Regions from separate parts of the Homo sapiens genome. Here regions 2 and 3 are each linked to region 1. A link is a loop called in an ENCODE intact Hi-C map of the cell type or tissue named here. Cell type or tissue: mammary epithelial cell. All regions are shown on one strand. Each heading gives the region's core, and the rest is flanking DNA. Links, peaks and the distances in the headings are about the cores only.

Region 1 (7,701 bases), core at 1,796-6,795:
TTGCCTGGGGGCTTAGAACATTCTTTATATTTAGCAAGCAGGAAAACTAAAATCGTGGCATATGAATAATGAAACAGACATATGTACTCCCTCTGGTGAAGTGGAAATAAATACTGTACACCTTTACAAATATTAGTTTATTTGTCCATTTTACTTCTATCCATAGGATTATTTTGCATTCTTTTTCAATGAAAATGACTAGAAAGTGTTCACAGTTGATAAATACATTTTCAGAAATACTAAGGCTTATATTGCATTAGTAAAATATTTTTGTTCTTTATAATTTTATATAGTTTTTAAATTAAAAAAGCATATAATAGGTGGTAAGTGCTAATGATGGTAATCAGGCATCTGGAGCGGAGGAATAGTTAAAATTAAAGCTTCCTTTCCTACTCAGAAAGTGACCTAGAAACGGCTTTCAGTGCCTTAGGATATTTGGCCTTGCCAGCCTTAGGGAGGGTTGAGAGGTGCAGGTTGTCTCTGAAGTTTGTCTTTATGTTCTATTAACAAGTCTCAACCTCGAGGCTGTGTCTGATTTATGGGCTTGGCTTGGTTCCACCCCTCACAGAGGTGGACTAGGGAAGCAAAGGCAGCAGCCAGGCTATCCGTCACCCAGAAGCTAACTGTAACCAGCTGATTTAGATTCTCTGCCTTGCTTGCTTTTCCTGAACTGTTCTTCATTATCATGATTCTGGTGCTCACATTATCTGAGACGGCAGGCTTTCCAATATTTTTATTTAATTTTTTTCAGTTTGTACCTCTTCTGACTGGGGTAGTTTACTTGATAGTGTTTAAATTCAGTTTTTTTGGAATACTGTGATTATGACTTTATGAATATATTAGGGATAAACATGCTTCTGTATAGTCTTCTTAATATTTAAATGTTTGAAGATAAGGGATGAATTTGGAAACTGAATTTCTCTCTCAGGTTTATTTATTCTTATTGTCAATTGTTAGCTACTCAGGAATGGCTTTAAGCCAGAGCAGTTAATTCTTTTCTTACCTTGGTGAAAGTGGGATCCAAGACTTTCAAGAGTCAGCTGAAAGGGTGATGCTGCACATTCTATCACTGGAGAGGGGAGAAAGCAGCCTTTTAAACTATTCCTGCACTCAACAGTTTAGTTATCATTATTTTATTGAGAAGAATAACCAGAGCTTAGCCACACTCAAATATAAAAGTACTACTGGCTATGTGTTAAGTGTGTTAGTACATTATTTCATTTAATGCTTTAATTTCATTATTTCATTATTCCCATTTTTACATGTGGGGGTTCTGAAGCTCAGAAAGGGTCATTTATCTGCCAAAAAGTCACATAGCTTGTAAGCAGTAGAACCAATACTTGGGCCTCATGGACTCTGTAATGCATGCTCTCAACTACTGTGGTGATTAATAATAGCGCCCAAAGACAAAAATAAAGGAGTTAAAGCATTGTATCATTTTTTTCATGAGTTGTTCTAGCTCCATTACACAATGACTGTTTTAGAAACTGATCAGAAAATATGCCCTTAAATGATTCTAAAAATCCTTTTTTAAATTACATTTTAACTCTCAACTTGGAGAATATATAATAATCACTGGTGTTTTACAGTTACCAACGATGAGGCAGCAGTTGTGGTGATTATGAATTATTGCCTTAACCAATTTATTTTGCTGTATTTTTCTTTTTATATACGCAATAGACTAATATGTTAAAAAAGATCTCTGTCAAAGTAAGACTAAATGGCTCTTAGAATAAATGTAAACTATTTTTAAATTATGGGAAAGCAACTTGTCACAATTTAATTGTCAGTGATTTTCTCCTATTGGAACATAAAATAGTGTGTTTAATAACACTTTAGATTCAATAAAGTACAATATGCATTATGCCCATACAATGTCCATGCAAATCTATTAAGTAAAAAAGCACCAGTGCGACATTTCTCATTGTGCCTACTACATTGTAAATTTCTTGCCAACTGGATCATCTTTATATCCCAATATCACCCAGTGTAGTGCATGCAAGTGACAGATACTGAATAAATCTCTGTTGAATGAAACATGTAATGAGACTGATTTTCTTATATTCCCAGAAAGAGAAATTTAAAACAAGAGTTCCAAAAATATTTTACCAAGTGTCAGCATCATTATAATTATTGTAGAACTTCCTGTGATAATGACCTTGCTCAAAATATCATGCTAATTTTAATGTATTTATCATAAGGAGCAATGGCCTCCTAGAAAGAGCACAGTTTAGGAAGTTAGAAGATTTTAATTTTGATCTTGGCACCACCTTCCTATGACATCTTAGGTAAGTCATTTAACCACATCCTGAACTATAAGGATAATAATTAACAGCTCTCACAGCTATTGTACATGGTCAAAGTCATTGTGACTGTAAGTGAAATTATAAATGCAAAATCATTCTGAAAGCTTTAGAAAATGCTCACAAATATAATGCATTATTATAAATAAAATTGTCTTGATTTAGAGAGCTTGAAGTTTCCAACAGAGCTAATCAGAACCAAGGGACCCCAGCTTGTTACGATTATCATTAGGACAGGACTGGTCTAGTCATTTTCTTCTTGGCACTGTTCTTGGCAGGGTAGATGCTCAGTACATGTTTGTTTAATGAGGGGATACATGAATACAGAAGCAGAACTAATAACTGTAATAGATTTAGAGGACTATCTATGGACTTTATTTTCACAAAATTGCACAGTCCTTTGAAAAGGAAGTTGGGATAATGAGAATACCTTATTTCCCCTCAATGTGGAGCTGGGATTAAATGTCAGCATTGCTGGGATTATGCAATACATACTAAAAAAAATTACCCTTTTGCCCCTGATCTGATATTCTTGAAATATCTGGACAGAAACAACATTTTGTATAATAAAAAAAGTTTTGTCTGGAAACTGCAGGTTTCCATACCAGTAGTCACTATGTAGCTAATAAGATTTGGAAATTGGATTCTTATTAATACAGTTATGCTCCACATAATGACATTTCAGTCAACAATAGACCACATATCTGTTGGTGGTCCTACAGATTATAATGGAGCTGAAAAATTCCTATCACCTAGTCATGTCATAGGCATCATAATGTCATGGTGAAATGCATTACTCACATGTTTGCGGTAATGGTGGTATAAACAAATTTACTGTGCTGCCAGTCATATAAAATATAGCATATAGAATTGTGTATAGTACATAATACTTGACAATGTTAGTAAGCAACTATGTTACTGGTTTATGTATTTACTGTACTATACTTTTATTGTTAGAGTGTACTCCTTCTACTTATAAAAAATTTAACTGTAAAACAGCCTCAGACAGGTTCTTCAGGAAGTATTCCAGAGGAAGGCACTGTTATCATAGGAGATGATATAACAGCTCCATGCCTGCTATTGCTCCTGAAGACCTTCCACTGGGACAAGACATGGAGGGGAAAGACAGTGATGTTCATGATCCTTAGGTTAATATGTGTGTTTGTGTCTTAATTTTTAACAGAAATTTTTACAAAGTAAGTAAAAATAAAAACTTTTAAAAATAGAAAAAGCTTATAGAATAAGAATATAAAGAAAAAATACTTTTGTGTAGCTATACAATATGTGTGTAAGCTAAGTGTTATTACAAGAGTCAAAAAGTAAAAAAAAAATTGAAAAGTTTGTAAACAGTTCCAGTAAGCCAAGGTTAATTTATTATTGAAGAAAGAAAGAATTTAAAATAAATTTAGTGTAGCCTAAGCATACAGTGTTTCTAAAGCCTGTAGTTGTGTACACGAATGTCCTAGGGCTCACATTCCATTACTAACACATTCCGTTCCTCACTAACCATTCACTCATTGACTCACGCAGGGCACCTCCCAATCCTGCAAACTCCATTCATGGTAAGTGCCCTATAGAGGTGTGCTTTATAAAAAAACCTTTTATACTTTATTTTCTGTACCTTTACTGTTTAGATATTTTTAAATACAGAAGCACTTACCATTGTGTTACAATTGCCTTCTGTACAGTAACATACTGTTCAGGTTTGTAGCTTAGGAGCAATAGGCTATACCACATGGCCTAGGTGTGTAGCATACTATAGTATCCAGGTTTGTATAAATACACGCTATGATGTTCCCACAAAGATAAAATTGCTTAATGATGAATTTCTCAGAATGTATCCCCATTGTTAAGCAATGCATGACTGTCCTTTTTACAAATACTGCAGATAGAACTTTCATGTTTAAAAAATGTATCATAGCAAATTTGCTCATCAATCTAGCAAAATGTGCTTTTTTACTGAGATATAACTTGAACATTGAAATTAAATGTTTTAAATCATGTGAGTAATCCTGTCTCTCTTAAGAATGTCAGCACAATTAACAAAGGTAAAGTATATTTTTTCTGAAGGAAAATAGAATTGATTTATGAATATCATGCTGCCGCTTGGTGGCACTCTTTACTCATTTAAAGCAACTGTGACACCCAGAGAAAAAATGTGTTGGTAATAAAGCAAAGTGACAATCCAGGGAGAATTTCAATAGTCTAATTTTAGACATAGCATTCAGGTGTTTTGGTATTCTGATAGCTTGGATCAGGTGGTTTCTAGAGCTTGCCAGTGCACTGGAGGTCTAAGGGATGTCACTCAGGTTATGAAATGTATCAGGTTTGCATATAATGATATTTTTACTCTCCAAAATTTGGCATATTCGATTTACCTCTTTGATTTTCTTTTGTCTCCATTTTGGAGGACATGGTTTTTAAAGCCTGACGAGTGTATAGAGAGAAAATACATAATGAGTTATTTTCCATAACTTGGAAATAAGAAATAACTTGGATCAGTAAAAATTCTACAAAGTAATCTATAACAACCTTTTGATTGCTAGGTGGCTGAGCCTTATTTACAAATGAGATTTAGAAAAAGGTAAGGAACAGCTGTCATGAGCCAATTTATTCATTGAAGAGCATTTTTTAGGAAGTACAAATTGGGGTAAATGCACACATATAATGCCGAGTGGAGCAGGGTTGTTAAATCAGTCTGAATGCAAAATGTTAATAATGGCATCCTGGCCAACTGTCACTTTTTCACATGACCAGCCACCATTCCAAAGGTTTAATTTGACATCAATCATTTTAATAGAACATTAGAAAAGAAATTATATTAGAATATTGTCAGTGGGATATATGGGACTAGAATTTCCAACTCAGTCTATCTTGTTCTTGCTATGTATAAAAATACTCAATACTAACCATTTTTCAGCATTTGGAGTAGGAGGTAGAAAACATTAAAGACCCATGCCTATCTTCATTACAATCACAGAGTCTGGGCAACAGTCCCAGCCTCCAGCATAAAGAAGCTCCCAGAGTGTAGCGCATTAGTGAGTATAGTTCACCTTTATCAGCTGTGGCATCAATCACATTCTGATTAGTTATATTGGGTCCCCACCTAAGCCACTCAATTATGAAAATCTGTCCAAGGCAGAACTAGCACGCCATTGCATTTGAAATCCACTCAGACAATCACATCGATGCTAAGATTCTATGTCTCTCATTTTAGCAGACAAATTTCATTGAGAAGCAGCCACATATGTTTTGGACATGGTTTCTCCAAGTATACTCTGAGAACAAATGTGTTTCCAAAATACCCAGATGATGGTTAAAATGCAGATTTCTTGGCCCTTCTAAAGAATGGGAGTTAGCATAGAGCATCACCATTTTCAGGAAACTCTCTGAGTGATTCTCATGCTTACTACAGTTTGAGAACTACTGTTTGGTGAGGAACAACTCCTGTGACTATGTAAACATCAGACATAATTTCTTGACCATGCAGTATGTGTTTGCCACTGTTCATCTTAACAGTGAGTATGTTTCTAATTTTAGTAACTCTTTCAAGTTCTTTGGAACAAGGGTCTTGGATTTAAAACTATGGTGTATATCAAATATCACAGAACTAGAGTAGCTTAGAATTAAACTACGGAGGAATATTCTGATTGAATTTTTGATTTACCAGAAGTATACTGTTTTCACAAAATATCCAGGGATAATCGTTAGAGATGGTGCTTTCCCAGGAAAACTAACATTTGTTGATTATCTACTCTGCGGCAGATTCTTTATATTGCAATATTCCAATTACTCCAAAATGGTCTTATTTGATTTCCTGTTTATCTATTACATGAAATGATGTGAACATGTCATCATTTGAAGCTGGTAAAGGTTAATAGGGATTTCTTGCTCACTGTTAATCAGGTTCTCTCAGGGACATTTGAGTTATTATTGTTAAGATACACTTTGAAGGCTCTTAAGGATCTCTGCACCATTTTTAGCTGTCTTTTTTTATTTTGAAAATCTTGTATCATATGTATTTTTAGATACTTTTACAGTCCTTGCTTTTATCTTATCTTTCATTCTGAGCTCACAGTAACTTATGGCTTTGAGCCAAAATGTTCAATCATATACTTCCTTTTTAGAGTTTCTACCATGATATTTCTCAGCTAGTGTAGAAGTTTATGTCACTTAATGGGCATGCTTTGTATGCTGAATATGCTCAAATAGTCAAAAGGCACACATAATTGTGAATAGCAGAATCCAATTTTAAGTCTTATTTCATATTCCTATATTTCTAGGAGGATATCTTACTGCAATGTGACGTTTAACAAGAATAATTATCCCTTCAACTTCTGGATCACCGTGAGGGTTCATAATAAAACTCCTGGCTCCCCAGAAAGGCAACTGGGAAATCACGCAAATCAGACTTAAAGGCTCCTATTTGATTCTTACAAGAAATTAATTCCACAAGCACCATTGTATAGTGTGAGCAGAAAGAGCATTTCTAGGTTCCATCAACATTCTGTTCTGTACCCTCAACCTATTGACATGAAAGCCATGTTTCTAATAATTGAGACTGTTTGCTTCTATCATCTTTCTTTGAGACTTGCATACTGATGGTAGTTGGGAAATAATAGCTTCCATTATTTCAACTCTTGCCTGCTAATGAGAATCTGAAAATGATTTGAGACTAATTCCAACAAGGTCTCTCAAAATTATCTACTCTGGTGGCTGTAGTAAATAGTAAATATAATCTATTAATTGTTGAATTTCAGAATTGAAATGGGCTGTAGCAATCATGTTGCTTAAATCTTTTATTTTACAGAAAAGGAAACAGGTGTTAAAAAATTTATTTCACTGTAAAACCAAATTTGCAGCTTTACATAATAAAATGCTAATAATTTAAACTGCATAGGAATGAATAAAACTTGAACATTCAGGTTTATACTTGAAGGATGAAAAGTCTAAATCTGCCTTCCATTTTGTTTTATTGTCTTTTGATTTCTTTCTATAATTATTTATACTTAATCCACATTTCTTAAAATGAGATATTGATAAAAGCCCTAGTTTTCTCCAGTTGTTTTCATGTCAGAGAACAAATTCCAGGGGACAATATGCATTATTTTGATGATCGTAAATGGCATCACTTAATAGTATCCACCACAACTCACAATAATAATTCTCACAGATTTTCTTTTGTATATTCTGCTTTTCCTTGCCTTGGACTGAGAGCATTTGATTTTGAAGAGCTGACTGCTTATAAAGTTTACCTGTTTATGACACTCTGGCTGTGCTCTTGGTGCTTCTAACAGTCCCTGAAAGAGCAGGCAGATAAATTAACTTAACAGTGAGCCTGCATTGATTCCCTGGTGTGGCTTCATTGAGCTGTGCCCTGCAAAGGGCTGAGCTGGGT
Region 2 (7,701 bases), core at 1,040-6,039, 240 kb before region 1:
CAGTACAGTCATGTTGAACACACGCTATGCAAGTATGTAATTATGAATCATAGTTAGAAAATAAGTCATTTACGAGAACAGTAAGCTGATTTTTATCATTAACTGAATCTTCATTTTGAGTTCTTACACAACATCCAAGTGTTAGGGAGGAGAAATAATTCTCAAACTATTTCTCTCCTGACGTATGCTCAAATTGAAACAACATCTTTTGCTAAGGCTGAACCCAGTACCTTACATGTGTCATTTAAACCCTCTCAGGGAAGTTTTAGGATGGCTGTGCAAAACCACTGCGATGTAACTGAAGGAGCAAAATCTTCACGTCTGCACTTTGACCTACCTGGGCTGGCCTTGAGACCACCTGATATAATCCATGTGTGAAATCATTCTCCTGCTTTAGTATATAAGGCTGTGTGACACTTACCACCATGGATCAGAATTACTTTATTTTTCGGCTGGGCGAGGTGGCTCACGCCAGCAATCCCAGCACTTTGGGAGGCTGAGGCTGGCGGATCACTTGAGGTCAGGAGTTGAAGACCAGCCTGGCCAACATGGTGAAACCCCATCTCTACTAAAATATAAAAATTAGCCAGGCGTGGTGGCGGGTGCCTGTAATCCCAGTCACTCGGGTGGCTGAGGCAGAAGAATCACTTGAACCCCGGGAGGCGGAGGTTGCAGTGAGTGGAGATCACGCCACTGCACTCCAGCCTGGGTGACAGAGTGAGACTCCGTCTCAAAAACAAACAAACAAACAAACAAAGAATTACTTTATCTTTTATGCTTTTTTTTTTTTTTTTTTTTTTTTTAATAGAGACAGTGTCTGTGTTGCCCACGCTGGTCTGGAACTCCTGGGCTCAAGCAATCCTCCCGCCTCGCCTCCCCAAGTGCTAGAATTACAGGTGTGAGCCCCATGCCCAGCCTATTTTTTAATGTTTTAAAAATATATATATATAATGACCAGCATGATTTTCTTCATATTGCTGACAGAGGAGAGCAAAGTAAGTTGACTCTAAACAACAGGGGTTTGAACTGCGCAGGCTTGCTTATACGCGGATTCTTTTCAACCAAATGCTGATGGAAAACAGCATTGGTGGGATAGGAACCCTGTGTGTATGGAGGGCCAGCATTTCACATTCACAGCTTGGGCAGGGTCAACTGCAAGACTTGTGTATGTGCGGATTTGACGTTGTGCGGGGGCGGGGGGGGCGGAGGGGCCGGGGAGGTGTGGGGGGCGGGGGAGGTGTGGGGGCGGGGGATGGGGGGATGGGGAGGGGCGGGGGGCCCTAGGGGGTGGGGAGAGGCGGGGTGGGGAGCGGGTGGGGGGTGGCGGTGGGTGGAGAGGGCGGGGGAAGTGGGGGGAGGGGGGCGGGGGGGTGCGCGGTGTCCTGGGACTCATCCCTGTTACCCGCCTACCCTAAGGCCACGCACACCCAGGGACTGCTAGAATTCAATGAAGCAGGAGTTCTCAACACACGGTCACCCGTGAGCGTGTTACAGCTAATTCTTGGACCACATTCTAGACCTACGGAGTCAGAAATAGTGTGGGGCTCAGCAATCTGTATTTTAACAATCCTTAAAGCTTGAGAAACACTTCTGTTTAGGAATACTTTAAGTGTGGGACTAAGTACCATGAAATATCTTGCCTTGCTTTTGTGTTATCTCTGATCTTATAATGAAAGTATATTTACTCAATATATTTACACACTTCTGAGTGATTATTTTGAAAAGTCAGCTTCCTAGGCTGCTTGCATCAGAATCACATGGAAGATGTGTTAGAATCCAGATTCCCTGATCTCTCTGAAAGCAGGGCCTGGAAATCGGCATGTGAAACACATATCCTAACACATTTTCACATACACAGATGTTCCCGCTCCAGCGCTGTGGAGTTATTGAGACAGGTTCTTATTCTATCTTCTTATATTTTTGTTTTGGCATTTTCTTATTGTCTCTGCTGTTTCTCTGCCATCATCACTGTTATCCTTGGGAAAGAGCAGGCGATGTTGACTGATAGTGGTGGAACTGGGGAAGGTGATAATACAAGTAATACAATTTTTGCGAATTTGTTTTATCTACTTAAAACGGCTCTCTCCAGACCAATTTGCATGAAAAACAGGAAGCTGACTAAATTGAAAGAAAATGCTAAATCTTCAGGTTGCACCTTCATATCAAGAAAAATTCTATTAGGTACACACACAAGTAGGTAAAAACAGCAGGAGGCTAGTGAGGAGGTTGTGCAGTGGCCTCCCACACCTCCCACACATCTGCTTCTGCTTTTGTGCTGTACTCTCGGAGAGCTCCTACTGACCCAAATACCAATCCGGTGGACTCTTAATGTCTTTTTTTTTTTTTTTTTTTTTTTTTTTTTGAGACAGGGTGTCACTCTGTTGCCCAGGCTGGAGTGCAGTGGCCAGATCTCCGCTCACTGCAACCTCCACCTCCTGGGTTTAAGCAGTTCTCGTGCCTCAGCTTCCCGAGTAGCTGGGATTACAGGCACACTCCACCATGCCTGGCTAATTTTTGTACTTTTAGTAGAGTCAGGGCTTCACCATGTTGGCCAGGCTGGTCTTGAACTCCTGACCTCAAGTGATTTGCCTGCCTTGCCTCTCAAAGTTCTGGGATTACAGGCGTGAGCCACCGCACCCAGCAAGATCCAACTTTTGAACCAACACTTCATCTTGAGATTCTTACATTCCTTGCTGGTTTTAATTTCTTTCGTCCTTTAGCACCTTTCCAGCCTTTCTTATAGCCCCCTTCTCTTTGTCCACTGCTTGTATACTGCTTTTCATTGCGCTTTTTTCCTTGGCTGTCTTTCTCACCAATCTTTTTCTGTCTCTGCCTCTCTCTTTTCCCATGTCCCCATTTTCTCTCTTCACAGATTATTGAATATTTACTATGGGTCAGGCACACTTCTAAGTACATTACATAAAATAACTCAGTTAATTTTCACAACCTCATAATTGCAGGAACTGAAACAGAGAAGTTAATTTGCCTAAGATCACATGGCTAGCTAGTAATGGAGCTATGATCCAGACGCTAGCATTTTGGCTCCAGAGCCTATGCTCTTAATCATTACATACCTTCTTTTCTTAGTCTACAAGCCCATTTGACTGAGCTTATCCATTTTTTTTTTTTAGCTTCAACTTCTAACTATAAGCTCATTTGATATCTCTAATTCCAATCATGCCTGTCATCTGAGTTCGTCATCCCTGATGCTCACTGGACAACTTTACTAGTATTTCCCCATAGGGTATTAAACAGTTGATATTCCCACAACTGAACTCACTGTCTTTCTTGCCTTTAGCTTACAGTGTCTCCATTCTCCTTGTCACCAATGCAAGAAAACTGGGAGCCATCCTACAGTTATTTTGTCCAGTGTACTCTACCTCCTGATCATTTTTGTTTCATTTCTGTTCCTTTCTCTTCTTCCCTTCTGCCACCACAACTACACTTTGGGATTATAGTAAATATTTTTCTCATTCTTTTGAGCAAAGGATTAGTTTTTACCTTATGATATTGTGAGTCTTAACTGATGAGGTTCTCTTCTTTGAATTACCTACTCTGATGCATGGAGTCACATGTGAAAGCTACCTATTAAAAAAAAACTATAGAAACCTGGCTGGATATGGTGGCTCACACCTGTAATCCTAGCACTTTGGGAGGCTGAGGTGGGCAGACCACTTGAGCTCAGGAGTTTAAAACCAGCCTGAGCAACATGGCAAAACCCAGTCTCTACAAAAAAAAAAAAAAAAAAAAAAAAAATTAGCTGGGCTTCGTGTCGCACACCTATAGTCTCAGAAACTTACTTGGGAGGCTGAGGTGGCAGGAACGCTTGAGCTCGGGAGGTCAAGGCTGCAGTGAGCTGAGATCTTGCCACTGCACTCCAGCCTGGGCGACTGAGTGAGACCCTGTCTCAAAAACAAGAAAAAAAAAATAGAAACGTATGCAATAATTTTCTGAACAAAGTTCTCTCTTGCTACTATCGTATTCCCTTAGGCTCATTTTAAAAAACTTGCTTTCAATTCTATTTTATATTACTCTACCCACAATAAACTACTTGCAGTTCCCTCAAATTTGCCAATGTGTGTGTGAGTGTGTATGTGTGTGTACATACCTGGACCATTGCCCATGCTGGAATGCCCTTTCTCGCCTCGCCTACTTGACAAATATCTATATTTTCCAAATCTCAATTCAAGATCATTTTATTCTTGAAATTATTAATGATACCTAACTTATGCCACCTCAATATGCCACGTACACTTTTTAATTTTTAACACCTATTGCCCTGATTTGCTTAAATATTTCTGTCCCTTCTGAAGTGTAATTTCTGTGAGATCAGAGACTGTATCTCATCTTTCCATTTTCAGTGGCCTAATAAAGCTGCATCTTTAGAAGTGGCTCATGGAATGATTCTACAAATAATAACTGTCATCCTTATGGAGCAGGTACCAGATGACAATAAACAGGCCAAACTGCAATGACATCTCAGCAAAGCCCACATATACCACTTATATATTTGGGAGATTTTCATAGTTTTGAAATGCTTTTGAATCTTTTTAAAGCCCTGTTTCTCTGCAATAGTAATAATAATAAAAAAAAAACTCTCAAAACAAGTATGCGTTACATGCTGGTTCCAAGAAGGAGGGAAGCTGGGGCAAACCACATCCTGCTTTCAAAGGAACCAACAAAGACCATGAGTAAAGCATGAGCTGAGGCTGATGAAGTGCACCTGTCCTGTGACAGTTCATGAGCAGTCAGCCTCTCATGAAAGTGGCAAGTTCTCTGTATTTTTACATAGCCAAGTCAGGCATTTCTAGGCTCATCTGTGGGACGAGGACACAATAGAGCAGGAAATGGCTTTGATGCTCCCAGTTTTAGTTTCCTAGGGCTGCTGTAACAAGACACCACAAACTGGGTTGCTTAAACATCTGTATTTGTTTCACGGTTGTGGAGGCTGGGAGTCTAAAATCAGCGTTGGTAGGGTTGGTTCCTTTTGGAGGCCCTAAGGGAGAAACTGACCTGGGCCGCTCCCCTAGCTTCTGGTGCTTGCTGACATTTTTGGCATTGCTTGGCTTGCAGCTGCAACCCTCCAATCTCTGTCTCCATCATCAAATGGCCCTGTCTCTGTGTATGTCTAAATTTTCCCCTTGTTTAAACTTTTAATTTTAGGTTTGTGGGGTACATGGGAAGGTTTGTTACATAGGTAAACCAATGTCATGGGAGTTTGTTGTATGCATTATTTTATCATCCAAGTGTTAGGCCAAGTACCCAATAGTTACCTTTTCTGCTTCTTTCCCTCCTGATGCCCTCCCCACTTAAGTAGGTCCCAGTGTCTTTTGTTTCCTTCTTTGTGTTCGTAGTTCTTATCATTTAGCTCCTACTTATAAGTGAGAACATATTGTATTTGGTTTTCTGTTCCTCCATTAGTTTGCTAAGGATAATAGTCTCCAGCTCCATCCATGTTCCCGCAAAAGACATGATCTTGTTCTTTTTTTATAGCTGCATAGTATTCCCTGGTATATAAGTATCACATTCTCTTTATCCAATCTGTCATTGATGGTCATTTGGGTTGATTCTATATCTTTGCTATTGTGAATAGTGCTGCAATAAACATTTGCATGTGTGTGTCTTTATGGTAGAATGATTTATATTCTTCTGGATATATATGGGATTGCTGGGTAGAATGGTAGTTCTGCTTTTAGCTCTTTGAGGAATTGCCATGCTGCTTTTCACAAGGGTTGAACGAATTTACACTCCTACCAGTAGTGTATACTGATTGTCAGAATGTTCATACCTCTTTCCGTAAATATACTCTAATGCAGTATAACCTCATCTTAACTTGATTATATCACCGAGGCTCTTATTTGTTTCCAAATAAGGTCCCATTTGTAGGTTTTAGGGGTTCAGACTTGAGCAAATCTTTTTGGGGATACTGTTCAACCCACAATGCCCCACCACACTTTAAATCTCCTTGGACCACAAGGTCAGCATATAGGCTTTTCCACTGCTTTGTTGGAGGTGGTGGTGAGAGTGGCAAAAGGTGACCATGACCTGAGAATCTTGGGGTTCTGGGTCATGAGTCATCTCCCCATCTACCTGCTTTTAGATGGATGAGGCTAAAAAGCATTATTTATTTACTTTTATTGTTTAAGGTTTCTGAAAATATATTTGAAGTAAACACATATTTTGAATGTAATAATTTAAATTATTCTAAATCATATGTTTGCTATATAAAGCATTAGAATCAAAAGTTTATATCCTTTTTAGTTTTTTTTGTTTCTTTTCTTTTCATTTTTTTTTTTTTTTTTAGAGATGGTTTCTTGCTATATTGCCAAGGCTGGTCTCAAACTCCTGAACTCAAGTGATCCTCCTGCCTTTGTCTCCTAAGTAGCTGAGATTACAGGTGTGAGCCTCCATGCTTGCCTCCTTTTTAGATTTTTAAATTATTTATTTATTTATTTAGTAGAGATGGGATTTCACTATGTTGGCCAGGCTGGTCTCAAACTCCTGACCTCAAGTGATCTGCCCGCCTTGGCCTCCCAAAGTGCTGGAATTACAGTCATGAGCCACTACACCTGGCCTGATTTTTAAAGAATTTAAATGATGTCTCAAATAATTTAACCACTAGAAAATTAAATCAATGTGCCAAAAATCATATTTCAAAAAATAATAAAAATAAAGGAGAAAATGCAATAGATAAACTGAAGAATTAGAAAATAATAGAGCAAGAGGGCTCTTAAAGATTTTTGTTTAGGTCAATAAATCCTGCCTTCCTCAGTGTGTAAAGTGAGACCCATTTAAACATTTTTTTCCAAAGTTACCCAGCTAATTAGTGGGCACAATTTAGACTATATTTCAAGTTTTTTTTTTTTTTTTAGATGGAGTTTTGTTCTTGTTGCCTAGGCTGGAGTGCAATGGTGAGATCTCAGCTCACTGCAACCTCTGCCTCCTGGGTTCAAGTGATTCCCTTGCCTCAGCCTGCCAAGTAGCTGGGATTACAGGCGCACATCACCATGCCCGGTTAATTTTTTGTATTTTTAGTAGAGACGGGGTTTCACCATGGCCCGGCTGGTCTTGAGCTCCTGACCTCAGGTGATCCGCCTACCTTGGACTCTCAGAGTGCTGGGATTACAGGTGTGAGCCACTGTGCCCGGCCTATGTTTCAAGTTTTTAAACTTCTATGTTGTTATTCTTTTCACTATATCACAGTACATTTTGGTCTTTACTATTAGACATTCTGATGGATCATGTCAAGGTTTTTTCTTTTTGCTTTTCTTAGAGAAAGTCAACTTGCAAAAGGAATAGGTTCTGAATTTCCTGGTGTGTATTTAGGTTAGTAGGTAGGATTAAGCATACATTTTATTGGAGGGGCATGATGGCTCACACCTGTGATCCCAGCACTTTGGGAAGCTGAGGTGGGCAGATCACGAGATCAAGAGATTGAGACCATCATGGCCAACATGGTGAAACCCCATCTCTACTAAAAATACAAAAATTAGTTAGGCATGGTGGTGCGCGCTGTAGTCCCAGCTACTCGGGAGGCTGAAGCAGGAGAATCACTTGAACCCGGGAGGTGGAGGTTGTAGTGAGTGGAGATCATGTCACTGCACTCCAGCCTGGTGACAGAAAAAGACTCCGCCTCAGAAAAAAAAACAACAAAAAAAGTAAGACTTCCTGATAATAAAAGAAGGTGTTATTAATAATTAT
Region 3 (7,701 bases), core at 1,040-6,039, 770 kb after region 1:
CTGGTTTGGCAGCCAGAAGAGTGCAGAAGCACCTGCACCATATCTTAGAGACGGTAGGGTCAGGATGTAGTGAGTGTTGCCACAAAAGAAAGTGTAGATCACTCAGGAGAAAGAATCACAGTGGGGTAGTCTTGGGTCATCCAATTGAAAGGCCTGGACTTTGAGGTCAGAGACAGTGGGCACTTGGGGAGCTCCAGGACAGAGAATATACATTCCACCAAAGAACCTTTCTGATAGAGTATGCATTCTGCTGGTGAGATACAGATAGAGAGCAGGATTACCCCATCACATCATTTTCCAGTTGGAAAACAGCCTGGAGTAGGTGTGGGCTTCCAATCTGAAGTGGCCTGAACAAGGGAAAGGGGAAAAAATAACATTAATTTAATTTTTATTTTGAATAACATTTTGTATGATGTCCAGTTATTGAAATGAGACGTTGATTGTTACATAACAAAACTGGAGGACTGTTTCTTACCTCAGAATTAACAGAGTAGAGCTATTGGAATTTCAGCAAATAAAAGAAATTATTCTAACTGGATAAAGTCAAAAGAAAGAGGGAGAGCGACTCGAATCAAGTTTTGATCTACAATAGGACATTTCCACATATTATTTCTTCTGCCAGGAATGTTCTTTCCTTTGTCACTTGCATGGTTGGCTTTTTGAGAATTCAGTATCAGTTAAGAACATGGGCCACTGAAAATGTCTTTTCCAGCTGGATGCGGTGGATCACACCTGTAATCCCAGCTCTTTCTGAGGCCTAGGCAGGTGGATCACTTGAGGTCAGGGTTTGAGACCAGCCTGGCAAACATGGCAAAACCACGTCTCTACTGAAAATGTAGAAATTAGCCTGGCGTGGTATCATGTGCCTGTAATCCTAGCTACTAGGGAGGCTGAGGCAGGAGAATTGCTTGAACCCAAGGGGCGGAGGTTGCAGTAAGCCGAGATCATGCCACTGCACTCCAGCCTGGGTGACAGAGTGAGATTGAGTCTCAAAAAAAAAAAAAAAAAAAAAAAAGCCTTTTTCTAGCTTCTGCCAAAAATATTGATAGATATATATTGATAGATGAAGAAAAAGGAAAAAGATGGCTTGGAAGAGAGAGAGAGAGCGACCAATCCACTTAGTGTTTTATTTATTTTCATATGGTATGTCACATTTTGTAAGTACATGTTTGTTTGTGTTGTGTAACTACTCCACTAGGCGGTAAGCTTCATGAAGGCACGAACTTTGTCCTTTCCGCATATATTGTTCACCTTGCACCAAGCTCAGTACACATGGTCACTCATTTGATATTTTCAGAATAAAAGAATTAATATTCTGGGATGTGCAATGAATTACTAGAATATTGACTTTCTCGGCCGGGCGCGGTGGCTCACGCCTGTAATCCCAGCACTTTGGGAGGCCGAGACGGGCGGATCACGAGGTCAGGAGATCGAGACCATCCTGGCTAACATGGGGAAACCCCGTCTCTACTAAAAATACAAAAAAATTAGGCAAGCATGGTGGCGGGCGCCTGTAGTCCCAGCTACTCGGGAGGCTGAGGCAGGAGAATGGCATGAACCCGGGAGGCGGAGCTTGCAGTGAGCCGAGATCGCGCCACTGCACTCCAGCCTGGGCGACAGAGCGAGACTCCGTTTCAAAAAATAATAATAATAATAATAATAATAATTGAATTTCTCAATAATGACACAAAATCATGTTTCAAATATTTTATGTTTGCTATAGATTATAAAATCATGTTTCATAAGGTCATGTTTCAAATAATGATTTTACTGTATATACAGTATTCTGCAGTTTTTCTCATTGTTATATGTTAAACATTTCTCAGGGGAAATTTTATTGAACACTATTATATGTAAAATATACTTTGTGATATGTCAGAAATTCCTTCTTAGTCAAAACAATTGTATGATTAAGATAATGAAAGTTTTTGTAGGTCATAAAACTATGGCTTATAGAGATTAAGTAATAAGCTTAACATTACATAGCTAGCAAATAGCTGTGTTGAAATATGAATCCAGTTCTGACTTAAACATCCATGTTCTTTGCCAGTAAGCTACAAGGTTCCATGTTAGCAGTGAGTATCACATCTCTGACTGAAAGGAGTGAGTTTAAGATCTCGAGTTTTTATTTTTTTACACATTTCCTAAATTTTTCTTAATGGTTAAATATTACGTTTTATTTCAGGAGGAAATAAGTGTTGACTAAAAAAAAAAAAAAAAAAAAAAAAACCTAAATTTTGTGTAAAATAATAATGATATTGTTAGATTTTAGATGTTTTTACCCTCCTTATGAAGACCGACATTTTAAAGTCTGTTGGTGGTATTACTTAGCTTAATTGTCCTTCTGTATCATTTGACATAAATTTAAAAAGACCAAATCATTTTAAGGATCCTCGTTCAGTTAGCTTTATCAATATTTTTTAAATTTCGAAATATTTATGTGTAGAAGACTATTAGGAAGTTTATTACATGAAGCATATTAATCAAGAATTCAAAAATGTACGCTTTAGTCACATAAATGGATTATTCATTTTAAATACATAGTTTGTGCATTTGAATTTATGAAAATGTTCCTAATATAGAATTAAAAGCCATTGTAGGTGGACATTAATCTATAGTAATTAGATTTGTTTTGTGCAGTGTTATACGTTAGCAATATTGAAATTTGTTTCTGTGTATTTTATTTATTTTACTGTGTTATGAATATATAATATCTCTACCAATTTATGGGGTACATGTGATATTTTGTTACATGTGTAAAATATGTAATGATTATGTCAGGGTATCTGAAGTGTCCATCAACTTGAAAATTTATGATTTCTATGTGTTGAAGACATTTTAAGTCCTCTCTTCTAGCTATTTTGAAACATACAACACATTGTTGTTAATTGTACTCATCCTACTAATCTATCAAACGCTATGTCTTATTTTTTCTGTCTAACCCTTCCTGGTAACCTGTTCACTCTCTGGTAACCAACAATCTATTCTCTAACTTCATGAGATCCACTTTTCTTAGCTCCCACATATGAGAGGGAACATGTGATATTTTTCTTTTTCTGCCTGGCTTATTTCATTTAACATAGTGACCTCTAGTGTTACAAGCATTGAAAATGACATGATTTTATTCTTTTTTAAAGTATTCTAATGTATATACATACCACATTTTCCTAAACCATTCATTCATTTCTGAACACTTAGACTGATCTATATCTTTGCTGTTATGAATAGGGCTTCAACAAAAATGGGAATGTAGGTATCTATTTGATATACTGACTTTTTTTCATTTGGATAAATACCTTGTAATGGGATTGCTGGATCATATGGCAGTTCTAGTTTTTGGTTTTTTTATTTTTTTTTAAATCCATACTATTTTTCATAGTGGTTGTACTAATTTACTTTCCCATCAATAGTGTGTAAGAGTTACCTGTTCTCCATATTCTTACTAGTCACTTTTATTTTCTTTTTAATAATTGCCATTCTAACTGGGATAAGATGCTATCTTGTGGTTTTTGATTTGCATTTCTCTGATGACTGTTGATGTTGATGATGTTTTTTCATGTCCTTGTGGGTGATTTGTATGTCTTCTTTTGAAAAAATGTCTATTCATGTCCTTTGCCTGCTTTGTAATGAGATCATTCCTTTTCTTTTTTGCTATTGAGTTGCTTGAGTTCCTTGCATGTTCTGGATGATAGTCCTTTGCTGGATGAATAGTTTGCAAATATTTTCTCCAATTTAACCTGCTGTTTCTTTACTCTCTGATTGTTTCCTTTGCTGTGCAGAGGCTTTTTAGTTTGATATAGTACCATTTATCTATTTTTTGGAGGGTGGCTGTATTTTTAAGGTCTTAGCCATACATTATTTGTCTAGATCACTGTTCTGAACTCTTTCACCTATTTCTCTTATGGTAGTTTTATAATTTTGGTCCCTCTAAAATTATAATTCATATTGAGTTGATTTTCTTATATGATGACAAAGGAGGGTCCATTTTCATTCTTTTTCACATGGATATCTAATTTTACTAGCACCACTTACTGAAGAAGGTTTTCTTTTCTCAAGGTATCTTCTTGATGTCTTTGTCAAAAATCAGTTGGCTATAAATATGTAGATTTATTTATAGGTTCTCCTAGATAATGTCCCATGTGCTGAGGAGAATAATGTGCCTTGTGTAGCTGTTATAATAAATGCTCTGTATATGTCTGTTAGGTACATTTTGTCTAAAGTACTGTTTAAAGCCAATGTTTCTTTGTTAATTTTCTCTCTCTTTTTTTAAAATTATACTTAAGTTCTGGGATACATGTGCAGAAGGTGCAAGTTTGTTACAAAGGTATACATGTGCCATGGTGGTTTGCTGCACCCATCAACCCATCATCTGCATTAGGTATTTCTCTTAATGTTATCCCTTCTCTTGCCCCCCACCCCCCAACAGGTCCTGGTGTGTGATATTTCCTCCCTATGTCCATGTGTTCTCATTGTTCAGCTTCCACATATGAGTGAGAACATGTGGTGTTTGGTTTTCTGTTCCTGTATTAGTTTGCTGAGAATGATGGTTTCCAGCTTCATCCATGTCCCTGCAAAAAACATGAACTCCTACTTTTTTATGGCAGCATAGTATTCCATGGTGTATCTGTGTCTCATTTTCTTTATCCAATTTAACATTGATGGGCATTTAAGTTGGTCCCAGGTCTTTGCTGCTGTGAATAGCGCTGCAGTAAACATATGTGTGCATGGGTCTTTATAGTAGAATGATTTATAATCCTTTGGGTATATACCCAGTAATGGGATTGCTGGGTCAAATGGTATTTCTATTTCTAGATCTTTAAGGAATAGCCACACTGTCTTCCACAATGGTTGAACTAATTTACACTCCCAGCAACAGTGTAAAAGTGTTCCTATTTCTCCACATCCTCCCAGCATCTGTTGTTTCATGATTTTTTAATGATCACCATTCTAACTGGCATGAGATGATATCTCATTGTAGTTTTAATCTGCATTTCTCTATGACCAGCGATGATAAGCTTCTTTTTAAAATATATGTTTGTTGGCCGGATAAATGTCTTCTTTTGGGAGGTGTCTGTTCATATCCTTTGCCCACTTTTTGATGGAGTTGTTTGCTTTTTCTTGTAAATTTGTTTAACTTCCGTGTAGATTCTGGATATTAGCCCTTTGTCAGATGGATAGATTGCAAAAATGTTCTCCCATTCTGTAGGTTGCCTGTTCAGTCTGATGATAGTTTTGTTTTGTTTTGTTTTTGTTTTTGTTTTTGCTGTGCAGAAGCGCTTTAGTTTAATTACATCCCATTTGTCAATTTTGGCTTTTGTTGCAATTGGTTTTGGTTTTTTACTAATGAAGTGTTTGCCCATGCCTATGTCCTGAATGGTATTGCTTAGATTTCCTTCTAGGGTTTTTATGGTTTTAGGTCTTACATTTAAATCTTTAATCCATCCTGAGTTAATTTTTGTATATGGTGTAAAAAAGGGGTCCAGTTTCAGTTTTCAGCATATGGCTAGCCAGTTTTCCCAACACCATTTATTAAATAGGGAATCCTTTTTTCATTGTTTGTTTTTGTCAGGTTTGTCAAAGATCAGATGATTGTAGATGCTCAGCATTATTTCTGAGGCCTCTCTTCTGTTCCATTGGTCTCTATATATCTCTTTTTGTACCAGTACCATGCTGTTTTGGTTACTGTAGCCTTGTAGTATAGTTTGAAGTCACGTAGCATGATGCCTCCAGTTTTGTTCTTTTTGCTTAGGATTGTCTGAGCTATATGGGCTTTTTTTGGTTCCACATAAAATTTAAAGTAGTTTTTTTCTAATTCTGTGAAGAAAGTCAGTGGTAGTTTGATGGGAATAGCATTGAATCTATGAATTACTTTGGGCAGTATGGCCGTTTTCACAGTATTGATTCTTCCTATCCATGAGCATGGATTGTTTTTCCATTTGTTTGTGTCCTCTCTTATTTTCTTGAATAGTGATTTCTAGTTCTCCTTGAAGAAGTCCTTCACATCACTTGTAAGTTGTATTCCTAGGCATTTTATTCTCTTTGTAGCAATTGTGAATGGGAGTTCGCACATGATTTGGCTCTCTGTTTGTCTATTATTTTTATATAGGAATGTTTGTGATTTTTGCACATTGATTTTGTATCCTGAGACTTTGCTGACATTGCTTATCAGCTTAAGGAGTGTTTAGTCTGAGACGATGGGTTTTTTTAAATATACAGTCATGTCGTTTGCAAACAGAGATGATTTGATTCTTCTCTTTCTATTTCAATGCCCTTTATTTCTTTCTTTTGCTTAGTTGCCCTGGCCAGAACTTCCAATACTATGTTGAATAGAAGTGGTGAGATATGGCATACGTGTTTTGTGCTGGTTTTCAAAGGGAATGCTTCCAGCTTTTGCCTATTCAGTATGATATTGCTTGTGGGTTTGTCATAAACAGCTCTTATTATTTTGAGATATGTTCCATCTATACCTAGCTTATTGAGTGTTTTTAGCATGAAAGGGTGTTGAATTTTATCAAAGGTCTTTTCTGCATCTATTGAGATAATCATGTGGTTTTTGTCATTGATTCTGTTTATGTGATGGATTACATTTATTGATTTGCATACGTTGAACCAGCCTTGCATCCCAGGGATGAAGCTGACTTGATCGTAGTGGATAAGCTTTTTAATGTGCTGCTGGGTTCGGCTTGCCAGTATTTTATGGAGGATTTTTGCATCGATGTTCATCAGGGATATTGTCCTGAAATTTTCTTTTTTTGTGTGTTTCTGCCGTGTTTTCATATCAGAATGATGCTGGCCTCATAAAATGAGTTAGGGCATTACATAATGGTAAAGGGATAAATGCAACAAGAAGAGCTAACTATCCAAAATATATATGAACCCAATACAGGAGCACCCAGATTCACAAAGCAAGTTCTTAGAGACCTACCAAGAGACGTAGACTCCCACACAATAACAGTGAGAGACTTTAACACCCCACTGTCAATATTAGACAGATCAATGGGACAGAAAATTAACAAGGATATTCAGGGCTTGAACTGAGCTCTGGACCAAGCAGACCTAATAGACATCTACAGAACTGTCCACCCCAAAGAAACAGAATATACATTCTCCTTGACACTACATAGCACTTATTCTAAAATCAGCCACATTATTGGAAGTAAAACACCCCTCAGCATATTCAAAAGAACGGAAATCATAGCAGTCTCTCAAACCACAGTGCAATCAAATTAGAACTCAGGATTAAGAAACTCACTCAAAACCTCACAACTACATGGAAAGTGAATAACATACCCCTGAATGGCTACTGGGTAAATAATGAAATTAGGACAGAAATAAATAAGTTCTTTGAAACCAATGAAAACAAAGACACAATGTGCCACAATCTCTGGGACACAGCTAAAGCAGTGTATACGGGGAAAATTATAGCACTAAATGCCCACAGGAGAAAGTAGGAAAGATCTAAAATTGACACCCTAACATAACAAATAAAAGAACTAGAGAAGCAAGAGCAAACAAATTCAAAAGCTAGCAGAAGACAAGAAATACCTAAGATCAGACCAGAGCTGAAGGAGACAAAGAGATGAAAAACTCTTCAAAGATCAATAAATCCAGAAGCTGTTTTTTTGAAAAGATTAACAGAATAAATAGACTGCTAGCCAGACTAATAGAGAAGAGAGAATAATCAAATAGATACAATAAAAA

Evidence for each region. Peaks named below come from ENCODE experiments on the same cell type or tissue, not always from the same donor. Only the 100,000 strongest peaks of a DNase experiment are listed, where the experiment ranks them.
Region 2: a loop joins it to region 1, with 6 times the contacts of the local background. A loop is called at or near these places in 2 of 110 quality-filtered maps.
Region 3: it touches region 1 in a loop (20-fold over the local background); 23 of 110 quality-filtered maps call a loop at or near these places.

Annotation. Positions count from the first base shown.
Region 1 is chr2:195,315,383-195,323,083 of GRCh38, reverse strand. All of the region lies in intron 1 of LOC105376755 (a long non-coding RNA gene), which reads left to right. Among named protein-coding and RNA genes, the nearest start is that of LINC01825, 210 kb to the left of the region's middle. In mammary epithelial cell, for the core only: a CTCF peak has its summit at 4,429 (motif pointing right); a DNase peak (open chromatin) is centred at 3,823; H3K27ac peaks cover 2,956 bases.
Region 2 is chr2:195,556,783-195,564,483 of GRCh38, reverse strand. No RefSeq gene overlaps it. Among named protein-coding and RNA genes, the nearest start is that of LINC01827, 14 kb to the left of the region's middle. RefSeq lists an enhancer at 4,824-4,873. In mammary epithelial cell, for the core only: no CTCF peak of the experiment used is centred there; DNase peaks (open chromatin) are centred at 3,183 and 4,693; H3K27ac peaks cover 1,350 bases.
Region 3 is chr2:194,541,554-194,549,254 of GRCh38, reverse strand. No RefSeq gene overlaps it. Among named protein-coding and RNA genes, the nearest start is that of LINC01790, 190 kb to the left of the region's middle. In mammary epithelial cell, for the core only: a CTCF peak has its summit at 3,084 (motif pointing left); no DNase peak of the experiment used is centred there; H3K27me3 peaks cover 120 bases.